Linked DNA regions of Homo sapiens: region 1 is linked to region 2. A link is a loop called in an ENCODE intact Hi-C map of the cell type or tissue named here. Cell type or tissue: gastrocnemius medialis. All regions are shown on one strand. Region 1 overlaps IL6R (interleukin 6 receptor). Region 2 overlaps KCNN3 (potassium calcium-activated channel subfamily N member 3).

What was found. Hi-C counts contacts between places; a loop is a spot of excess contacts. Peaks named below come from ENCODE experiments on the same cell type or tissue, not always from the same donor. Only the 100,000 strongest peaks of a DNase experiment are listed, where the experiment ranks them.
Region 1: a loop joins it to region 2, with 4 times the contacts of the local background. A loop is called at or near these places in 1 of 110 quality-filtered maps.

The regions. Positions count from the first base shown.
Region 1 is chr1:154,430,230-154,434,229 of GRCh38, forward strand. It overlaps IL6R (interleukin 6 receptor), which reads left to right. Exons shown (of 10, transcript NM_000565.4): 3 at 254-377. Among named protein-coding and RNA genes, the nearest start is that of IL6R-AS1, 26 kb to the left of the region's middle. RefSeq lists enhancers at 1,788-2,621, 2,622-3,453, 3,454-4,000. In gastrocnemius medialis, no CTCF peak of the experiment used is centred here; DNase peaks (open chromatin) are centred at 1,542, 2,528 and 3,102; H3K4me3 peaks cover 91 bases; H3K27ac peaks cover 4,000 bases.
Region 2 is chr1:154,861,587-154,865,586 of GRCh38, forward strand. The region is part of intron 1 of KCNN3 (potassium calcium-activated channel subfamily N member 3); the gene reads right to left. Among named protein-coding and RNA genes, the nearest start is that of KCNN3, 6.7 kb to the right of the region's middle. RefSeq lists enhancers at 485-1,160, 1,161-1,834, 2,284-2,373, 2,901-3,790. In gastrocnemius medialis, a CTCF peak has its summit at 2,207; DNase peaks (open chromatin) are centred at 165 and 2,215; H3K27ac peaks cover 4,000 bases.

The DNA of each region.
Region 1 (4,000 bases), 430 kb before region 2:
GTCCTGAGGTTCTTCCCTTCCCCTGTCCCGGATCCGTGTCTCAGACTGAAAGGAGGACTTTGGTGTCCTTTAATTTCCCAGCTGCGATTCCATTCATGTGTGGCTGAGTGTGGCCAGGGTCCTGACTAGCTCCAGGGCTGGGGCCGAGGGGCCCAGCCACGTGCTCCCCTCAAGGGAGGCTGCCCTGTCTGCGAGGTCAGTGCGCCCCAGGATCCCCGCCCGCCTGCTGACACCTGCAATGCTTTCCTTTCAGTTCCCCCCGAGGAGCCCCAGCTCTCCTGCTTCCGGAAGAGCCCCCTCAGCAATGTTGTTTGTGAGTGGGGTCCTCGGAGCACCCCATCCCTGACGACAAAGGCTGTGCTCTTGGTGAGGAAGTTGTAAGTATCTTGGGCTGAGCTATGTGCATGTTGGCTCCCTCCTTCCCGAGGCCCCCCAGAGAGGGGCTGGTTCAGGTGATTTCAAAACATTATCATTAGGAATTAATTCCTTCAGGCTGAGGAAGAGGAGATGAGAGGGAACTGAGATTTACATTTGACTGCCCCCCCTGAGCTAGGCACTGTGCTTGTGCTTGGAACCTTGTCCTATTCACTTGACCTTGGTTATCACAACAGCTATGGGAAGTGGGCTTTATTTTTCTCACTTAACAGATGGAGAGACTGAGGCCCAGAGACTGATTAACAGGTTTGGTTCACTTAGCTAGTAAGTGGCTCTGCTGGGAATTCAATCCCAGTCTGTCTGATTTCATTCAAAGTCCGAAGATTATGGGCGTTGCTCTGAAAAACATGCAAATATCCCTGGGAGGGGGTGTAGCACAGCCAGACCATTATCAGTGTCTGGGCCCTTGTGGGCGTATCAGGCTATTTCCATGATAAAGACACGAGAGAGAAAGCGGTGATGGGCGGGGGAGAGGGAGCTTGGGGCCGTGGGGGGAGAAGTCACGCCTGCCTGGGGGCTCTGCATCATCACCGGAAGACGGCTTAACGTGGGAAGACCTGGGATGGGTTCAGGCATGGATGTAGAGGAGGTGGAAGATGCTGAAAACAAATCTGCCTCTGCAGTTTTGCTGGTCTCCATCCCAGAGCCACAGTCTCCCTTAGTCCAGAGGTTTACAATTGAGTTTGAGCTGTCAGTCATCAGAATATAGGGCAAGGAGGTCGCATTCCAAGACCCCTAGTGGATGCCTGAAATCGCAAATGGTGCTGAACCCTATATATAGTATGTTTTTCTATAGATATGTACTTATGATAGTTTAATTTATAAATTAGGTGCAGTAAGAGGTTAGCAATAACTAAAAATAGCATAGAACAGTGATAACAATATACTGTAATAACAGTTATGTGAATGTGGTCTCTCTGTTTCTCAAAATGTCTTATTACTGTACTCACCCTTCTTGTGATGATATGAGGTTGTGAAATGCCTGCATGATGGGATGAAGTGAGGTGAATGATGTAGGCATTGTGACTCAGTGTTAGGCTACTAGGGCTTTCTGACCATGTGTTAGAAGGAGGATCAGCTGTTTTGGGTGACTCTGGGTCACCGAGCCATGATGATGGCGGTGGATGTCAGGACGAGTGATGGGTAGCATGCACAGCGCAGGAATGCTGAACAAAGTGATGATTCATGTCCTGGGCGGGACGGTGTGAAATCTCGTCACACTTCTCAGAACAGTGGGCACTTTAAAATTTCTGAAGTGATTATTTATGGAATTTCCCATTTAATATTTTTGGACCGCAGTTGACCACAGGTAGCCGAAATCTTGGAAAGCAAAACCTCAGATAAGGCAGGACTACTGTATCAGAAAGCCAGAGCAGTGACTTCAATAGGGTGGTTCAGCTCCCACTTGGGTCTGTTTCCATAGAGTTACTGGGCTGCCTGGCAGTCATGTTTTTGTTCTGTCCTCTATGATGAAAAGTGCGGATTACCATCTGTGAATGATGCAGCTGCCATTAGCACTGTCAGCTCATGCCCCAAGCCTGGATAGCTTCACAGCCCAGCAAAGGATACACCTTGTTTGTACCTCAAAGGCTTGTACCATAGATAGGATTAGCCAGGATAGAGACTGTGGCTGGCAGCTTCCCAGGCCAGCCTGTGGAAAGCTCTGTCATTTCTGACACTTCAACTGAAATACTTTTTTTTTTTTTTTTTTGAGATGGAGTTTCGCTCTGTCGCCCAGGCTGGAGTGCAGTGGTGGGATCTCGGCTCACTGCAATCTCCGCCTCCCGGGCTCAAGCGATTCTCCTGCCTCAGCCTCCTGAGTAGCTGGGATTACAGGCGCACACCACCACGCCTGGCTAATCTTTGTATTTTTAGTAGAGATGAGGTTTCACCATGTTAGCGGGGCTGGTCTCGAACTTCTGACCTAGGGTGATCCGCCTGTCTCGGCCTCCCAAAGTGCTGGGATTACAGGCGTGAGCCACCGCGCCCGGCTTGACTGGAATACTTTCCATGTTGACAGCGGGAGTGGGAGAGAGTACAGTGCTTGTCCTCCCGAGCAGCCTCGTGCCTTTGCTTCCATCTGCTTTGAAGAGTCAGCATGACCACTGGGCGCCTTTGAAGTGAGGAAAGAGCAGGGGAAGTGGCTTCGAGAGCCTCAGGGGCCCCAGCCCCCACTGAGGCCCCACCCAGACCTCAGGCCACTGCAGGGCCTGGAAGAGACAGGCCCCTGGAAAGGGATTACTGGGAGCTCTGCTTTTTCTCTTGTGTGTCTGCTTTCACACCCTTGCCCAACTGCAGCACTGCTCCCTCCTTCTTCCACAGGCAGGGGTGAGCTCAGCCTCTGCCTTGGACCAGGCGCAGTGCTGGGGCAGTGGGAGGAAGCGGGCCAACAAGACTGAGCCCCGGCCCTCTGACCCCACCTGGGCACACACGTAAAGCAGTCGGTGACCCTGCCTTCGTGGCTGGGTGGAAGCCTGGGTGGTGTTGGGGGAAGGAGGAAAGGGGCTTTAACTCAGCCTGGAAAGGTTGGGTTTGTCCCATGTGCTGGATTCAGCAGGAGCCCAGGGTTCGAACCCAAGTCAGAGGTGGCAGACTCGTCACCCCAGCTGGAGGGTGAGTGGTTGACGTGGCCTCACATGCCCACATGTGTCATAAGAGGGTGAAGCCTCAGGTTTCCAGGCCAGGTGGGATGGTGGCTGACTCACCTCGAATGTCTTCAGTTACCCAGAATTCTTTTCTGGACTCACCTGCCAGAACCCCTCTAGCACTTTTTGTGTCTCTGGAGTGGCATTTCTGCTGGGTGTCTAGTCATCTGAGGACAGATCTTTTTTGTTAGTGCCTTGAAGGCAGGGTGGGGCCTCTCTTGATTCATTTCTATATCCCCTACAGTGCCAAGAGCACAGGCCCAGCGGGAGACCAGAGCTGGCCAGCCGACCATTGCCTGAGTGACTAGCTGAGCCCTCCAGCCTAGCTCCCCTCACCCCTCGTGCCAGGCGCTAGGCTACATGTTTATATATATTTGTAAATCCAGCTAGTTTCCTCATCTCTAGATTTTACATTTATTGCTCAATTTTTTTTTTTTGAGATGGAGTCTCTGTCGCCCAGGCTGGAGTGCAGTCTCTGTCACTGCAACATCTGCCTCCTGGGTTCAAGTGATTCTTCTGCTTCAGCCTCCTGAGTAACTGGGACTACAGGCATGCGCCACCACGCCAGGCTAATTTTTTATTTTATTTTTTGTATTTTTAGTAGAGACAGGGTTTCACCATATTGGCTAGGCTGGTCTCGAACTCCTGACCTCATGATCTGCCTGCGTTGCCCTCCCAAAGTGCTAGAATTACAGGCGTGAGCCACCGCGCCCGGCCTTATTTCTCAGTCTTAACAGAACCAGCCACGTGTGATTGTTCATGCCTGTAATCCCAGCACTTTGGGAGGCTGAGGCGGGCAGATCACCTGAGGTCAGCAGTTCGAGACCAGCCTGGGCAACATGGTGAAACCCCATCTCTATTAAAAATACAAAAATTTGCTGGGCACGCTCAGGAGGCTGAGGCAGGAGAATCTCTTGAAC
Region 2 (4,000 bases):
CATGGCTTGTCTAGTCCTTCAGGGACCCCCCAACCTCCTACAGGGAATCCACCCAGCATCCCCAGTCTGAGTCACTGTCTCCTTCCTCAGTCCTCCCAAGCACCAACACCATAAACCACCGTCCGCCTGGGATGGATGCCATCTGGGTGCTGTCTGACACCCCTAAGAACAGGACTCTCCGGACTGTGGCTGCTCATCCTCGTGATGAAACATGATCTGGAATCAGATTGCGAAGCCTCGGCACAGGAAGGGAGTTCAGCTCCTGTTTTTAGGCCAGAGAAACGAGGCCCAGAGAGGGGAAGGGACTCGACAAAGATCACACAACAAGCTGGAAGCAAGAGGCAGAAGCACCTCCTGAGGGGCTCAAAGCAGAGACGGGCCTTTTCTCGGCACTCACTGCCCATGACAGAGCTCAACAGAGGCATGAGGCACAGACAGGGACGCAGGAAAATGGGACTCAAGAATGAAAAAGAAACTTCTAGAACCAGGAATGGAGAAGCCCTTCGAGGTCCCTCACTCAAATCCCCAGCAGAAGTTTGTGGTGGGGTTTGGAATAGGGAAATCAGAAGTGTACTGAGACCTGAGCTCTCATTCTAGAACCCTCTCTTTCCTGAGATGGGCACCTGGAGTGAGGCACTCAACCCTGGGAACCCCTGTGCAGCCGAGTTTTCTCATCCCTGAGATAGTTGGTCATCATGAGCCCTGGGCCAGCCACCGTGAGGGTCATGAGGGACCCAGGGGTGAAAATGCCTTGTAAGATGTAAGATGCTGAGCTCATGTGACTGTCCCCCGATAAACAGCCACACAGCCAGTGCTGGAGGAGAAAGGCAGCCTAAGAGAAGAGCAAGGTGGAGGTGAGGGGTGAGAGAGTTATGTATGGACATGTCCAGTCAGGTCTAGGGGTCCTGCTGGCCCTCCAGGGGTGGAAGGTGGGGGTGCTAGGGGCTGTGGAAGGAGCTTTTGCAGGAAGGGCTTTCATTTTCCCTGTATTCTCCACACCTACCCTCCTCACAACCTGCCCGGTATCACCCTGAGGGCAGCAGCACCAGACCCCAGAGAGGAGGCATCAAGAACTGACCTTGGGCCAGTCCACAATCTCACCCTGATCCCAGGCCAACCTGGGGTGCCCACACTTGCCCTGGCCACCCCTCCAGCACTGTCTTCTCCAGGACCTGCGCCAGCATCTCCCGCCCTCCATCAAGCCCTTCCTGCCCAGCTCGTGGTAAAGTTCCTCCTGTTCCAACATTTTGCATCACGGGTCTCAGTGCCATAAACTCAATTTTTCTCTTTTAAGGATATGGGCAGCAGCAGGCAAGGGAAAGGGCATGAACTTGGGAGCTAAACGGGCTTGGGTTCTTATCTCAGTGCCACCACCGCTGGCAGTGTCAGTGTGGCCCGGTGACTTCATCTACACAGGGGGCGGTGAGCACGACCTGCTCCTTGTACTCCCGGGTGTAATGTAAAGCCAGCCCAGCACTCAGCAAATGGTCCTTGCCTTCCCCTCTCCTGTCACTCAGCAACATCCCGGCCAGCCCAGCGAAGTGCTGGGTGACCAGAAAGTAGCGTGGTCCCTGCCCCCAGCTGCTCCTCCCCTCCTTTCCCTCAGATCCCAGCTGAGCTCCTGGGGGTGGAATGACAGGGTCGGGGGAGGGGGCACTTAAAAACCCATTCGCCTCCTCCGGACTTTCCTCACCCGAAGAAAAGGCACTAGAATTTTCCTCCCTACAGCTCCTGGGAAAAGCACAGTCTCAGAATTCCCCACCCTCATTATTTAAAGAGGAATAGGTGCCTTGCTTTCTTGCTCTCCTTTTGGGGTTTTGAAAGAAAGAGAAGAAAAAGAACTACAAATGAATGTGCTGGCCTGCCTGTCACTGAGCTGAGTAAAGTGGTATTTCATCAATATACAGCCGCCCCTCACAACCCCCGCACACACTCATTTTCTCCCCCAAATGTGCTTCACAAATAACTGCAACAGAGCTGAAGCGCTCTATTCTGATCTTACATTTCCATCCAGGCCCCAGATTCTCTACAGAGGTTACTCAAATTTCTTTTCATTTTGACTTTCTTTACCTTATATTTTTTTAAAGCAGATCTTTTGACCATGGCCTTACAAATCCCTCTTCCTAAAAGCACAATAAGAGAAATACGAGGCATCAGCCGCCTTTCTACTTAGGCTGTGCAGGAGATAAGTGCCCCAGCCAGGATGCCCCTGGCGGAGCACCTGGGTAATGCCGCCTGTGGGGAAGGGAAGTCCGGATGTGTGATGAAGTCTTTCCCCAGGACAGTTATAAATAGTGTGATGACACGCAAAGGAGAAGCATATATAAAAAGTTAGCTGTCCCCCTGTGGGTTACAGATGTTTGACTCATTTACAGACTGTCCACAAAGATTATAAATAAAGTCACCACCACCCTGGGGCGGGTGGCGGAGAAGGCCATTTTCACGCTGTCAAAAGGCCATTTTCACGCTTGCCCTCCTGTGGGCCGACACACTCAGTGTGACCTGTGAAGACAAAATGTGTGCCTAGGGCCCTCGGCAGTGGGCTCGCAGGCTCTCAGCCAGTCTCCTGCCTTCTGCATCCTGGTCCTGCAGGTCACCCCACAGGGAGGGTCCATGGAAAGGGCTGGAAAGGGTCTATCCTACTCCTACTTTTCCACCATGGCCTGAAACACAGGCACCAGTACCCAGAGGCATCTTCTCAAAAATACCAGGACACTGTGACAGCCAACAACCTATCCCAAAGCAGCACCTGGGTCCAAACAGAAGGTGCAGAGCCACTTGGCTAGCCAAGCCTGCACTGCTGCTCTGCCCTTCTGCAGACAAGGCTTCCGTGACCAGGGAGAGCAGAGGATCAGAACTGGTTCCAGTGATACTACTCAATCATTTGGTCTAGAGGCTGGGGATGGACTCAGGGACCTCTGTGAGGTCTGCAAAGAGACAGACAAGTTGGCCTTGGCCATTCTGTTTAAAGAGTGAATGGCCAGACGACCAGGCTCCCCTGGGCATACGGAGAAGCGGCCTCCCATGAGGTTGTCTGAAGAAAGAGTAACTAGAAGTGGGAAAAGAAGACACTGTGGGAGCAGACAGGGCAGCCTGGATAAGCATCTTCACACCAACTCCTCTCTGCCACCTGGGTTACCCCAGCAACGAGGCCAGGCAGGGGCCACAGAGAGGAGCAGAGGGGCAGGAAATCAGTGGGGCAGGCGAGACAGGAGCATGGTGGGGGAGTGGGCAGAGGACTGGTTCTGCCTGGGAGGAGAGATGCAGACCAGTTTCAAGGCCGGGCATGGGGAAGTGGCTTGAGGTTGTACAGATTGGTGGAAAAGAAGAGCCATGCTGCCACACCAGCACTCTCCAGCCTCCCCTGAGAAGATCCCACAGCCCAACGCCTGAGATCCCGAGAAACAAGGCCCCTGGGTGCCTTGCCAGCCACACAGAGGTACCAGCTCAGCCACCAACATGATGGCAGGGTCAGGGTGGTGAAGTCACAGCCTGGGGAAAGGGGAGGGCAGCCAGGCCTTTCCCTTCCCTAATTCTTTCTGAACCCAGGGAAGAGAGCATACAGGTAATTTAATGCAATGGAGTGGGTGTGCCCCAAACCAGCTCTAAAAGAAAATAAAGAACACTAAGAAGGACTCCCCAGGTCCTTGCTGGTCTACCCAGGTGGCACCGATCAGTACAGATGATGTGATTAAGATTCTCAACAGAATCTCTAGACCAGGCCTCGTCACAATGTCTAAGACTTCAGAGAGTAAACCTGCCTATTAAAAAAAAAAAAAGGACTCCTCATTTGGTTCAAGGGTCACCTGGTACCTTTAGGAGCCCACTGGGGCCATCTCAGGCATCTCTGCCGTTTGATCTCATGTCCCAGGCATAATAATGAGAAGCTCTCCTCTTATCTGAGCTCACCCAGGAATCAAGCCCCACCTCCCTGCTCCAGGCTGATGCCTCCTAGCAGAGCTTACTTCCATCATCAGCACCTACAGGCCTGTGAGGCAGG